2 separate regions of the Homo sapiens genome follow, and region 1 is linked to region 2. Evidence: chromatin contacts called from ENCODE Hi-C or POLR2A ChIA-PET data. All regions are on one chromosome and are shown on one strand. Each heading gives the region's core, a stretch centred on a gene start or an enhancer-like site at or near the end of the contact. The rest is flanking DNA. Distances are from core to core; before and after follow the strand shown.

Region 1 (7,244 bases), core at 2,693-5,192, 37 kb before region 2:
GTATAGCTTGAGCCCAGGAGTTCGAGACCTGCCTGGGCAATATAGCAAGACCCCGTTCTCCAGAAAAAGGAAAAAAAAAAAAAAAAAAGCATAGAATGAGGTAGCCATAACATTCTACCTGGCTTTTGGCTGAATTGTGGGGAGGAGAGTTCAGAGGCCTCAAAAGTGACCCTGACACTGGAGAGTAAACCATAGTAACCCATTATAGTCCACAGATATGCGCACCAGACCCATGACTCTTGTTCACCATAGAGACAGGATACTTTGATGCTGTGACCCAAAATCCTGCACCTGGAACAGATTTGGTACCTCTCTATTGACACAGAAATTCATGTTGAGCATGGAGACATAATCAAGAGAGAATGGCCTCATTCGATCGGTCTTCAGCTTAGGCACTGACATTTTGCATTTTACCTCCTCTCTCAGGTTCAAAGATGACTACCAAAGCTAAACCTCTGAATTCTAAAGTCTACAAGGACATAAAGCTTCAGGGAAAGGGGAAATATTAATATTAATATTAATGTCATACAAAAGAGGAGAAGCAGCACATAGGAGTGCCAGCTAATAGACTAGTAGTAATAAGAAGAATCCAACCATAGGCCTATATTGAGAGTCATGGGCATCCCTTCTTTATGCTGAAATGGTATATTTGAACGGAATTCCTGATGGAAAACTTTCTATCCTTAGAAATACTGTAGGCCAAATATTAATTGGAACTTTTGTTAATGATTTGAGAACACCAAAAAGTTTAGATGATACAAGTTAAAGGCAAATTGAGCCCATGGCCTCATTGTGCTACTTAGAATACCCTGTGACCCAGCTCTCCTCAGAAACCCTGATGGCTTTGTTGCAGCATTGCATTGCACAGAAGACCTCAGTGGTGGTCCTGAGTCCTCACAACAAGGTCAACCCGTGGCCTGGCCACTAAGGCAACAGAGAGGGAAATAAATTTTAGAAAACGCTTCCCTTAAAAATGAGTTAAAATGTACATTTGCATCATGAGACTAGGTTAACTGTCACCTGAGAAAGTCCTATATTCAGAAAGACTTAATCCTGGACCAGGTAAATGAGGCATTTGCTGTATGTTCTTTGTTATGAATTTAATGCTACAAAGAGAAAATGGGCATTGATGCATAATCTGGGTAAAAAAGAGATGTCAGAAGTTGGGAAAGAACTGCCAGAAGAGCTATGTTTTAGGATTTCACTCCACCTTACCCTGTGTTTTCTTGTAAAGATATTCTCAAAATTAGGCCAATTTCACTCTTTTAAGGTCAGAGGAGATTAAGATATTTAGAAATCAGATTGTGGGATTGATTCCCATTGTGATTGCTGACTTTTAGTATCAGCCTTTTGTTCTGCATGGATTCTCTCATCTTGCAAACTAGCAAGACTCCTGAATTTGGCAATGATCCTGCTCTGTGAAGCATTCTCAAGTTAGGGTTCTTATCAATGTCAGATTTCACTAAGCCAGTAATAAAGGAAAGGTTGAGAGAGCAAAGGATGTCACTGAGTTGACACCTAACAGCACAAAACAACTTGTCAGCTGGCAGGACAAGCCAGCATGTTCAGGGTGGTCACAGCCTTTGAGTTGGAAAGATAGTCTTTTAAACATTCTTACCTCACCAAATAACTTTAATAGATAAAATTTAGTTACTCCCTCCCACTTTTGTTCTATTCATTTAAAGCAGTGTTTTTTAAAAATTTATGTATATGTGACTACATGAAAAATACATTACTGTGTTTCTTGATGTTTTATGACCTGTACACAAAGTGAGACCAGCAGATGCCTTCAAGAGAAATAAAGGACACTGCTGTCATTCTAACTAAATTGTCCAGAGGAGGAAAGAAGAGTACAAAAATGATTATGAATACTTAAGAAGAGGCATGACTTTGTCATTGGTGTGGAGCCTATAATTATGTGCAATTCCCTACTTAAGACTTTTTAGTTATGCTGAACATTGAAAAAAAACTAAACAGCGGAGAGGAGAAAAGAAAAGGGGAAATTTAAACATTTAATGGAACACATTCATTAAATGGAGACATCGCTTCACCATAAGGGGGCAGTTAAGGGTTTGGTAGTCCTACTCACTTGCTATTGTCAAATCATTTGTTTTATCATGGATTTGAGATCCTTATAAGTCTTCATTATTATTTTGAATTCAAGAATGATTCCTTCTGCTCACAAAACATGATCACTTTTCATTGATTTTTTTTTTTAATATTCTGACTGGTTTTGCATATCTGGAAAAGATAAATCTTCAAAATTTGGAAATAAATATTTTTCCTCCCTGCCAAATCCATAATATGATCCCTTTCTGTCACTGACAGCACCATCAGATAAGTGGACGTGCCTTGCTTGGTTAGAAGGATGCTGCGATTTTCAGCAGGAACAAGAATGTAGTTACAGACCCAGCCTAAGACATGTTTAGGGCACGTTGTTACAGATTCTTTTTGGTTCTGTTCTAGAGATATCTTCTTAAGTCCCAATTTGACATTAGAAATTCTCATTCAGGGCCAACGTCCCCAGCAAACCAGGTATCCCACAGGCAGGATTCACCTTCAGGACTTGGGAGGAGGCCCTCAAGACGTGGGCTGCAGCAGGAGACACAAAGACAAGAGACTAAAAAAATACAGGGGCTTGGCCTCTTCAGATTCTTGGGATCTTCCTCTCCTCCTCAAACTGGAGCCTGAGTTTACCCCAGAACTGATGCTGAGAACAAATTGGGGAGGGAGAGGCAAATCTGAAGATGTGCAAACCACAAAAAACTGGAGGCATGAGAAACTGAAATCTAGGATTCTGTAATAGCACCAATATTTGTTGTTGTTCCCTTCCATCATTTATAAGTAAAATGTGAAATAAGACAAAGGGAATCAGTTACTCTACCTAAAGCTGTATTTTCTAGTTTTCCCCAGCTTTTATTTTTAAAAATACATATTTTATTTTATTTTATTCTGTCAGCAATCCCGTGATATAAATAGGGCAGGTATTACTATCCTTATTTTTGAGATGAGAACAGTGAGTCCCAGAAAGAGGAAATGACTTTATAAGGTTATGCAGTGAGTCAGACAGCCCAAGGAATAATAAATACCCAGTTCTGCTCTTATTTAATCCAGAACATTTCCCTTCCTGGCTTTAAGCATCCCTTTCCTCCTTCTCCCTTTGGTGGTTCTCTTTTGAACATGATCTCTCACCAACTGTGGATGAGTCCATGTTCAGAGTTGCAGAGAACTGTTGTTTATAGATCCCCCAAGGGGCTATTTTCGTTGCTTACCTGCGAAGCCCCTGTGATGGAAGTCCCTTAGAGGCAGTTGCTGGGATTCTTCTCACCTGAGACTGCTGTAATTAGCTCTGCTAACAACTGTGATCTGCGATTGAACATTGTTCACTGACAGGCACAGATAAGAGCTGCATCTCAGTGAGTGGTGTTCTAAATGGTGTTCTCCACTTGATAAACTCCTGTAAGGCACTTGTCAGGGTCACTGTTCTCAAACTCAGCTAGCAGCAGGCAGTTTCACCGTAACACCTTCCAAAACACACAAAAGAGGTTTTAACAGATCCCCAGGGAGTGCACCGCCATGCACTGGGAGAGACTTTATATTTTGACCTTGCCCAGGATTTGCCTGCCCCTCCTTCTAATGGAAAACATAGGTGTGGCCTTGCATGAGAAAAGGCAGTCTTTGTCTTCCTGATCCTTGAGACGCCAAGGTTTCAGATCTCCCCATAAGAACACTTGTAAGTGAAAGTATAATGGGTGATACGTTCAGACGATGCTTTTCAAAGCCTACACTCTTAATAGAAGCAAAACAAAATACTGCTTATGAACACCTGCTGGTGAGGACCCAGCCAAGAGGCAGTGTGGGCGTTGGATGGGAGGTGTTGCCCTGGCAGTAAATCCAAGTTGCTCACACCAAAGGAAGTGTTTCTAGGGAAGCTATCTGAGCAAGAGGTAAATACTTAGTCATTCGGAATAGTCCATAAATGACGACTGCTTCATCTTCAACAAGGGGAGGTCTGATTGGAAAGTGCTCACAGAATGATTGGATTGCATTTCTGTCTTCAATCCACCTTTGATTCACAATATACATTCCTTTGTTAAAAAATTGAAGAATGTCTGTAATCAAACCCTTGTTAACAGATGTAAAGAGCTACAATTTGCTTGCTGGACATTATTTCAACAAAAGTTTTTTCATTCAAAATAATTTGTCAAAAAAGGACCCATGCCCTTACGTGGTTTCAGATAGTGTGCTGTCCAATTTGTATGCTTTTCCACCTACTCCCCCAGGGCCATCAGGGGGTACGTGAGTTTAATGATTCTACTTCTTAACCATTTCTTAAATCTGCCTCCTTGGTCGGGCGCAGTGGCTCACACCTGTAATCCTAACACTTTGGGAGGCGGGAGGATTGCTTTGAGGTGGGAGGATTGAGGTGGGAGGATTGCTTGAGCCCAGGAGTTCAAGACCACCCTGGGCAACATAGTGCCCTGACTCTACTAAAAAAAAAAAATCTGTCTCCTTGTTTCAGTCCTCACGGCTTTTGCAGTAGTCGAAGGCTTCTTCATCTCTCACCTACACATTGCAATGCCTTTGCCTCCTAAATGGCCTCCCTTACTCACTGCTCTCCTATGCCATCTTCTATCTACCTCATCACCACTTCTAATTATCCTTCCAAATCACAGGTCTGATCATCCACTCACAGACCTATCGTGGCTTTCCATTGCCTACAAAAATGAAAACCAAACCACAGAACTTAGCATGACAGTAAAAGCCCTGCATCTAGCCTCCATCTACTGTATCCTTCATGCATCTTAAACTCTTGTCTATTCCAGATAACTTGCCCTTGCATGAAAGCACCCTCACTTTGAGTGTCTCTTTGAGCATACCTTCCCTCCTTTCATCCACACCATCTTACAAAAATCATCCTTTTTGAGTCAGCTCAAATATCATTTCCTCCAGGAAATTTCCCACGACTTTCTTCCAATCCAAATTAATTAATCTCTCTTTCCTCCAAGTTCATACAGCTCTATCTATCTATCTATCTATCTATCTATCTATCTATCTATCTTCCATTGTCTTTATTAGAGATACAATTTGCATATCATACAATTCACCCATTTAAAGCGTACAATTGAACGGTTTTTAGTATAGTCAACGAAGTTGTGCAGCTGTCACCACAATCAATTTTAGGACATTTCGTCACTCCAAAAAGAAACCCTGTACCCACTAGCAGTCACCCATTTCCTCCATCCTTCCCCATCCCCAGCCCTAGGCAACCATCTGTTTTCTGTCTCTACAGATTTGCCTATTCAAGACATTTCATATAAATGGAATCATACGATATGTGGTCCTTTGTGACTGGTGTCTCTCACTTAACATAGCGTTTTTAAGATCCATCCATGTTGTAGCATGTATCAGTACTACATTCCACTTCATTGTTTAATAATAATAATAATAATAGTTCATTGTATGGGAATACCACGTTTGTGACTGGCTTCTCTCACTTAGCATAGTGTTTTTAAGATCCATCCATATTGTAGCATTATCAGTATACATTCCACTTCATTGTTTGAATAATAATAATACTTCATTGTGTGGGTATACCACATTTATCCATTTATCAGTTGATGGATATTTGAGCTGTTTCCACTTTTTAGCAATTATGAATAATGCCTCATCTAACACTTTGATTATACTTTTTATTATCATATGTGTGGCTTCAGGTTTTTGTTTGGTTGGTTGGTTTTGCCTGTGTCTGTTTTTATCACTTGATTATAAACTTCTGGAAAAAGATCATTATTTTCACTCTGAAATTTCCATACAGCAAGTATTCAATAAGTGTTTGGCAGATGGATGAATGGGCAGATATTATAGGTTCTTACCATGTTGATTATGAAGAAGTACAAAGTATTCAGAATAAAAACACTAAGCACAGTAATAAACCAAGGGTGTGCCAGTAAATTTACCCAGTAAATTATAACTTTCAAAAACTGACGGTTCTTAAATAAACTTTAATCTCTGCACTATTTCCGGGAATTTCACACATGGTTATTACAGTTGATTATTTCAGGGAGGCAGTTCCTCTGCTAATAATAGTTGTGAACTGGCTGGACAGAGGCCTGGAAGACACCAGACTTTCTCTTCTGAATTAACTCCACAGTGTTTTGTTGTTGCTCTTGGCCTGACCGATGTTACTCTTCTAGCCTAGAGTAGTGGTTCTCAGCTCTGACTGAGCATCCAAATCCCCCATGGAGATTTTTCAAGGCATAATTATCTAAATCCCACTGCCCAGATTATGATTCTGTCGGCTGAGTAGGGGTCTATGTGCTCACATGTTCTAAAAACTCTAGAGACATTTCTGATGCATAGCCAGGTTCAAGAATAACTATTTCAAAAGTCACCCACAGGTTAAAAAAAAAAAAAAAAAAAGAGAGAGAATTAATATTATATACCATGTATGAGCACTTTACTCCTGAAGAGTATTTTACTCATTCTGGGATCATACCCATTAATACTACCTAACATTTATAAGGTACTTTTTATTTGGAAAGAGCTTTGTAGTCATATTTTATTAGCTAGGCTTGCATGCTGGGTGACCTTGTACAAATCACATAATCCCTTTGTATCTTAAATTTCCTCATATTGTAAACTGTAATACTGACCTACCCTCAAGGGGTATTGTGGGGACTAATGGAGGACTATGAAGCACTCAGCAAATATAAAAATGTTACATGCATGCTTATTAGACAGGTATGAAGTCCTAGTCACAGCCTTTAAAAATGAAACAAATACCAAAATAAAACGTTTCAACAGTCCTTCCTGCAACCTTCATTATCATCTGTAAGATCCTGTCCTAACACAAAAGTACTGTACAGCAATTCCCCCTTACCACCAAGACTAATAAACAACACAGTCTGCAGTCACAAAGGAAGACAGGGCCAGTGATGGCAGCAGATAAGTACAGCAAACAGCCCTGAAATATAGTTTGCTAACCGTCTCTTATTTATCATTTATAATGCAATTAGAGATTATACCTATAATTACACTCTTCTGAAAAATATTCTTAGAAAACATTTGTGCACATTCACAGTCTTTAAACTGATGCTAACTACCCCCTGTTGATAGTAAGCCTGAAGTTGTTTTCCAGTTTAGTGATGAGTTTTGCTGGTCTTGCAGAGCTACATTTAACCCCTTCTCATGTTCCGCATGTGACTGAAAGAATATGTGATCAAAATGGGACCTGGAGACCT
Region 2 (7,486 bases), core at 3,641-6,140:
CGTCTCCTGAATGTTTATAACTGTCCTTTCAGACTCTTAAAATAGGGTTCGGTCACTGGACCAGGTTGTCTGGCCCGTTGCCTGCCATATGACTTGGTTACCACTGATTGCAGTGGTATACACTGGACTTCCTCAGCTCCTGCACCTCAGGGTGGAAATATGGAAAACCATGTTCAGAGCAAATAACAGGTGATAAAGACTCTAAATTTAGAAAACTTCTACCTTCCACATAATAGAACACAGTTTATTTCTTCTTCCCACACAAAACAGAGCTGTCCAGAACAACAACTATGAAAACACATGACCCCATCGTATCCCTCCCATTTGCAGCTGTTAAGGCTTCCAAATGCAATTTGTGTGTGCTGAATAATTTTGCTGTGAGACAGACTTATTGACGTTACCCAGTTCTCCCAATTCTGAGTGGATTCACCCAGACTCTCTTCTAAGTGACTGCAGAAGAAAACTCACCCCAGTAACCTCACTTGATTCGTCTCTCAGTGAACTTTTGGTTGGAGGGTTTCTCTGGAGCCACTAGGAAAGAAACATGAATTTGGGGATTATCCAGGAGTTCTTCGAGCAATCAAACAATGAGGGCCAGTGTCCTTCCAGCATAACATTCATTAATTTTTCATTTTCAGTTGGAAACGTCACTAGAGATTATCTAGACCAAGGTTTCCAGAGTGGAGTTTGCAAGATAAACCACTGGGGTATGGGAAGAAAATACTACAACTTCAATGCATTTTTTTTATACCCAAAGAATAAGAAAAATTTTTACTAATATTAAATACATGGATTGACATTTGCACCTCCTCTGTTCTTTAGACTAGAAGGCCATGTGTTAAGTAAGATACATGATGTGTTCTGAAGGAGGACTAGGTTTTCCTCAGCATACCGAGCTCAGCTGTGGTTCCCTCATGTCTGTAGCATGTTGCATGTATTTATGTGTGTCCATATATGTATTTGTATAATATATTGCCCATATATTTATATGTATTAACGTTGATTTGCAGAATATTAATTAGTTTTAAATATACTAGCCCTCAGCAACAAAAAGGTCAAGTAGCTTAAAAAGAATTCTGACAAAAGTAGAATAAAAACAAAAACAAAATGTGATTGAAGATGTCATCACTATTTGTGCAAGCTAGCACAAATGAACAATATGAAAATGGAGTTGCTACTTTATCATAAAATAAGCTCTTTGTTAGCCAAATTAGGAATTAAAAACAATAACAATCCAATCAGATCTTATAAGTTAGCCCCCAAATCTCAAAATTGTAGAGATAACTAATTGAAATATAGATTTATACCTACTATCATTAAGAATGAATATATTGGAATGAAGTGTATACTTGGCCTTGAGAAATTTCCTAATGATAATATGAAGATACCACCATTAGAAAAACATGAAGAATAACTTCTATAATTTTTCATCAATGTTTAAATTTACATAAGAATCTTTATAAAACTTTACTAAATTAAATATGTGTTTTGAAACCTCTTTTAAGGTTTTTTTTTTTTTACTTGTATGCAAGTTAAAAAAAATCCATGTATCTTTAGGAAACATTTGTTCTTCCTCCTAAAGCAAGACAAGATAATATGTTGAAAATAACATCTATGTAAAATGAATTTCTTTGTCAGAAAAATGCTGTGGAAGGAATTATAGAAACTGTTGCCAAAATCTTGTTGAAGAAACAAGTATTGTATTAGATCAAATCATGGAGACAAAAGGCTTGTTTTATATTTGGAAGATGTTAGATCTATCTTGCTTGTTACTTTGTTTCGCTGATGAAATATACTAAGAACTTTTTGGTGAGCCACCACCAGAGATCTCTTCACAGACTTTATGAAAATGTTTTATGAAAAATTTAAAAAAAAAAAGAAGTAGTTTTCTCTTAAGAAGCAGCTGTTTCCTTGAGACGGATTCCAGGGTAATGTTACAAGACATAAATTCATTCACTGCATCATTCATAAGCAAGCTAGTGCAACCCGGATGTTAAAACCAGAGGTACACAAAAGGCTGCGGGACGTTACTAATGTTAATTTTATAAAAACAAACCTTTAATATCTTGTACAGTAGAAGCCATATAATACTATGTAGTAAATTGTGAAAGGACCATGAAAATCTTTTGTACCTCACAGAAGTTTGTTTGGTATCTTGTTGAAAAATACTTAATGAAGAACTGTCAAGCTTACAGATAGTTATATTCATCTTTCTCTTTATGAAAAGGAAAGTGTTTCATATTTCATTAACTATTTCTGTGATAATAAGCAACTTCAGTAGTATGCTACCTAGCAGTCATTTTTTAAAATACTAAACGTAATGAATTTGTTCTTTCAAGATAAAGGTGTCATCTTAAGAATAAGAAAGAAAATAACAACTATTTTAAAGAGAACATTGTGAAAAAATGTTTGTAAATGTTTACAGTCTGTGTGAATTTATGGCCTAAAACAATGACAGCCCTTAAAACTCAGCTATGTAAAATAAATTGAACTTAGAACTAGACTTCAAAATTAACATATCACAAATAATTAAAGCGAGATTTTTAAACATAATGAAGCACATTCGGTCACACTGTTCTGGATAAAAATAGTGATTATTTGGTAAGACAAAAAGGATTTGTACTATTAGATGTATTTAAAGAAATTTTTTTTTTTTTTTTTTTTTGACAGAGCCTCACTGTGTCTCCCAGGCTGGAGTCCAGTGGTGCGATCTCGGCTCACTGCAACCTCCGCCTTGCAGGTTCAAGTGATTCTCATACCTCAACATCCCGAGTAGCTGGGATTACAAGTGCATGCCACCATGCCCTGCTAATTTTTGTATTTCTTAGTAGAGATGGGGTTTCACCATGTTGGCCAGGCTGGTCTTGAACTCCTGACCTCAAGTGATCCGCCCGCCTCGGCCTCCCAAAGTGGTGGGATTACAGGCATGAGCCACCACCCTGGCCAAAAATCTTTTAAAGTATGGTTTATTTTATATTTATTTCATGCTTTTGTAATGTTGATGTTTGTTTTATAATGTACCTAATATAGTACATATGTACATATCTACATGTATGTACATAAATGTATGTTAAGTATGCATGAACATGACATGCATACTTAAAAGCTTTTTAGTGTTGGGATTCATGATCTAATAATTTTGAAGATTTCTACTCTAGGCTAAAGATTTTTAAACTTTTTGGGGCAGGGAACAGTCACAGACCCCTTTGAGACAATAAAAGATATATACTCACTTCTCAGAAAAAATGATGCACACATTCTGCTAAATAAAATTTTGCCCAGAATTTGAGGGCAGTCACATGCCTATTGATGGCTGTTGTTATGGACTCTGATAAAACCCCCTGGATGAGGATGTGAATGCCCTAAGGAGTTGTGGGACTTACCCAGGATCACGTGGTAACATAATCTGATCTTTCAATCAAAACTTCCTGGCTGGGTGTGTTGGCTCACACCTGTAATCCCAGCACTTTGGGAGTTCAAGGCGGGTGGATCACTTGACACCAGGAGTTCAAGACCAGCCTGGCCAACATGGTGAAACCCCATCTCTACTAAAAATATAAAAATTAGCTAGGCGTGGTGGTGGGTGCCTGTAATCCCACCTACTCGGAGGCTGAGACAGGAGAATTGCTTGAACCCGGGTGATGGAGGTTGCAGTGAGCTGAGATCGTGCCACTGTATTCCAGCCTGAGTGACAGAGCAAGACTCCATCTCAAAAAAAAAAAAAAAAAAAAAGACTTTCTGAGCATGTATGTCATTCCAGGCTTTGGTCTAGTTACTGAGGATGCAAACATGAGGACGGAACTCTTTTCTGGACTTTCAAGGAGTTTACAAGTCCACTGGGAACTTTAGTATTCAACAAATAATCACAATATGATTTGTGTTTAGGAAAAACTTTTTTTTTTTTTAACTCCAGCATCAGCTGACACCAGCTGTGTGAGGGCATTGTGCTGGACTCCATGGGAAAAACAGAGATGGTAAGGCAACTCGTGTAGTGAATTGGGTCTCAGTTACTTGCTTTCGTGCCCTCTGCTTTTTCTAATATGCCTTTTATATTGCCAAAGAGCACCAATGAAGGCACTCTTCACTGGGGTTTTGCAGCTCTGTTTCCTTCATGTACTAAGTGATGATGTGCATGTAAAGGAAGTTGAGAGAGGGGTCATACTCCTTCCTATGTCTGAGCAAAGTTCTCTCTTTGAGTTTATGTGCATTTACATGTACTTCTTTGCCCATGGGATAAAGACCTGAACTCTTAGCTAAATTGGCAAATAGAAGAAAACAGGGAATAATAAAGGAGGTATGGAATTTCATAAGCTTCATGATCTCCTTCCCCAAAGGCTGAACCTATGTAATGAGGTAGTAGAACAAATTCATGCCAAGTCTGAATTTATTCCTATAAAAAAGAAATGATAGGAATAAAGTAAATTTAAATTCTATTTCTGCCTTCGTCATTAATTGGTAATATTCCTGAAGGTGATACGGAGTTTTTTTCTACAAGTATCAGGCTCTGTGTAAGGGCTAAAAATAAACAGAGCAGCACACGGAAATGGGCAAGCATTATTGATCTGTGTCAGGGCCATTTCCACTTTAATGTTTGCTAAAGGCACAGCCCCGTTTTGCAGCCTATTTATAGGGAGCAGATCATTCATTGCTATATATAGATAATAAAAACAAGGTGGATTGTCAGGTAAATTTTGGTTTCTATTAGGAAATAGGACTAGACGGGCTCTCCTTTGGAATTTGTGAAAGGGCTCATTTGTTCCTGTGGAACAAAGAAAGAGCCATACAGATGGGTGTCTGGAGCTGCCTTGCCCAGGACATGTCCACACCCTGTGTGCCACCTGCAGCTGGTGTCTGCCCTCACTGGCTGCCCCCAGCCTCCCTCAGCCACTCCCCATGCTGCAAGCAGGGGCCAAAACAAACAGGGCCCCTCCCAGAACCCTGCACCCTTCATTGTTCTGTCAAGTTCCAGTTCCCCATTAGTACATACCATGTTTGTGTGCACATGTGTGTGCAAATGTGTCCACATTACATTTGTGCACAACTGTGTACGACAAATGTAACGTTTTTGTGGGATCCTCTCATGACACATAATTCACTATCCACTTTTTGTAAGTTTTTCTCTTCACTCCTCATCTACCAAGGTTGTATACTCCTCTGGCACGATCTCGGCTCACTGCAAGCTCCGCCTCCCGGGTTCGCGCCATTCTCTTGCCTCAGCCTCCCGAGTAGCTGGGATTACAGGCGCCTGCAACCGTGCCCGGCTAATTTTTGTATTTTTAGTAGAGACGGGGTTTCACCGTGTTAGACAGGATGGTCTCCATCTCCTGACCTCGTGATCCGCCCGCTTCGGCCTCCCAAAGTGCTGGGATTACAGGCGTGAGCCACCGCGCCGGCCTTTGAGACGGAGTCTCGCTCTGTCGCCCAGGCTGGAGTGCAGTGGCGCGATCTCGGCTCACTGCAAGCTCCGCCTCCCGGGTTCACGCCTTTCTCCTGCCTCAGCCTCTCCGAGTAGCTGGGACTACAGGCGCCCACCACCACGCCCGGCTAATTTTTTGTATTTTTAGTAGAGACGGGTTTTCACTGTGGTCTTGATCTCCTGACCTCGTGTTCCGCCCGCCTCGGCCTCCCAAAGTGCTGGGATTACAAGCGTGAGCCACCGCGCCCGGCCAAAAGCCTTATTTTTCTAGTTTCACACCGCACTTACCAAGCTTCCACCTCTGAGCTTTTTTTTTTTTCTTTTTTCTTTCTTTCAACTGTCAGTTCAACAAGTGTTTTGTGAATGCTGGGCACCTGCTAGGATCTGGGGCTAATGAGATAAATGACAGAATCTCTGTCCCCCAGTTGCTTAGTCCACTGGGACTTGTGATTGTTGCTTTCCTGTCCTCTCCACTCTGGTTATCGATTGCTCCCTCCAGGCAGTTTCCTGCCAGCGTACACTATTGTAGTAACAGCTAAGTTTTGGCCCGGTAGAAATTCATTTCGTCTTAACTCCTCAATATTGTCTGATTTATGAAAGGAGCTGTGTTTGTAGAAAGGGGGCTCACCCGCCCTGAAAAATGTTCCAAGAAGGGGTTGGAATCTGGGTACGTTAAACATGTCAAAGGGATGCTAATGGCCATCCACTTTCTGAACGTTCTGCAGTGATATTGTTTCACCAGAGGACAAAGTTGTCCAGGCTCTGGAAAATGGCTTGTTGACAGTTTTTCCTCTGATGTGGTGAACTTAGTGCCAATACAGCACTGGAATGCTAACGTAACTAAGCATTTTTAAATCAATGCAGAAAACATACCAACCCTAAGTAACCATGGTAACTGTTTACTCCAGTTTGGGGCTGGTGAAATTGCTTTCCATCTCTGTGCCCATCCCTTCCCTGTAGATCTTTTATATGTGTAAGTTTCTCTGCCCATCCAAATACAACAGACATCAGTTTTTTTCAATGAAAGAGTCACCAAGAATAGTGACAGGCTGGTACATCTTTAACAGTCACAAAACTATGCTGGTTATATATAAGCCAGACTTAAGTGGTAGGAAAGGAACTTGAAAACTAACAAATATTTTGTAAAAAACCCTCATCTCTACTGCTTAGTGTTCTGATAATCACCAGACAAATGTTATCAGGGCTGAGATAATATGAGATCTTTTCCCTTCAAGGCCTTGCTGTTTGGCTGGAATTCTTAACTGGTTTCATCACTCGTGATAGGGTTAACGTCTTCCTGGTGGCTGGATATTGTTGGTTTCCCAGCTTCATTCTTTAAATCCTTTTGCGCCATGTCATTCTTCACTAAGTCTACTCAGTTCATCCTTGGTCTTACTCTGTTTCTCATTCCATATCCTCCAGAATGTGTCACTATGTGTAGTGTCCATTCTGTAGTGTTCTAGTGGCATGCATCCAAATGATTACAGCTGTCTTCCTTGAGTCTCCTATAAAGTAATTCATGCTTGACTTTTCAGAGTGTAGTGATGCCATGAGATCACTGACATTACAAATCCAAATTATTCCTCATCCTCCTGCATGTTATATCAGTGGCCAGCACTCAAGGACTTACTGGCGGGACCAAATTCACTGTGACTTACTTGCATCATGTGGGCACCCTGATGACTGTCTGCTATGTGGAGAATAGATTGTACAGGGACAAAAGTGGAAGCAAGGCAACCCATTAGGAGGTTACCACAGTAATTCAGGGAAGATCTGATGATGACTTGGGTAGGGTGACAGTGGAGAGGGAAAGAAGTATATGATTTCAAGGTGGCAGTAAAACAGGACTTTATAATAAATTGCATGTGTGGGGTGAGGAATGGGAGGGAAGCAAATATGACTCCTGAGTTTTTGGCTTGAGCAACTAAGTGCACACTGGTACCATGGGGGAGAGGCAGGTTTTGTAGTTTGAGTCAAGAATTATGTATTGACCATATTATGTTCTGTTGTTTTACAGATGACAGTAAAGTTCAGTTCCATATAGAATTTAGATCAGAAGCTTTAGACTAA

What was found. A loop is a pair of places that touch in the nucleus more often than their neighbours do. ChIA-PET counts read pairs that join two places held with the same protein, here RNA polymerase II (POLR2A). Pooled maps may share reads with other maps.
Region 1: a map of PC-3 shows a loop between it and region 2 (9-fold over the local background). The contact joins two enhancer-like sites. A Hi-C loop is called at or near these places in 4 of 168 maps with a recorded cell type or tissue (CD8-positive, alpha-beta T cell, PC-3, endothelial cell of umbilical vein and 1 more) and 1 of 50 pooled maps. POLR2A ChIA-PET finds 5 or more read pairs at or near these places in 4 of 52 experiments (HEK293, MCF 10A, activated B cell and 1 more).

Annotation. Positions count from the first base shown.
Region 1 is chr5:127,037,614-127,044,857 of GRCh38, reverse strand. LOC105379163 (a long non-coding RNA gene) reads right to left here. Exons shown (of 2, transcript XR_007058920.1): 2 at 5,986-7,244. It also overlaps a transcript of C5orf63 not described here. Among named protein-coding and RNA genes, the nearest start is that of MARCHF3, 11 kb to the right of the region's middle. RefSeq lists an enhancer at 3,234-4,077. Within about 2 kb of position 3,942, at least 11 of the 41 ENCODE cell types and tissues checked have a DNase peak (open chromatin) inside an H3K27ac peak, as active enhancers do; they include endothelial cell of umbilical vein, where a contact is called at or near this core.
Region 2 is chr5:127,001,380-127,008,865 of GRCh38, reverse strand. All of the region lies in intron 1 of MARCHF3 (membrane associated ring-CH-type finger 3), which reads left to right. Among named protein-coding and RNA genes, the nearest start is that of MARCHF3, 25 kb to the left of the region's middle. Within about 2 kb of position 4,890, at least 3 of the 41 ENCODE cell types and tissues checked have a DNase peak (open chromatin) inside an H3K27ac peak, as active enhancers do; they include endothelial cell of umbilical vein, where a contact is called at or near this core.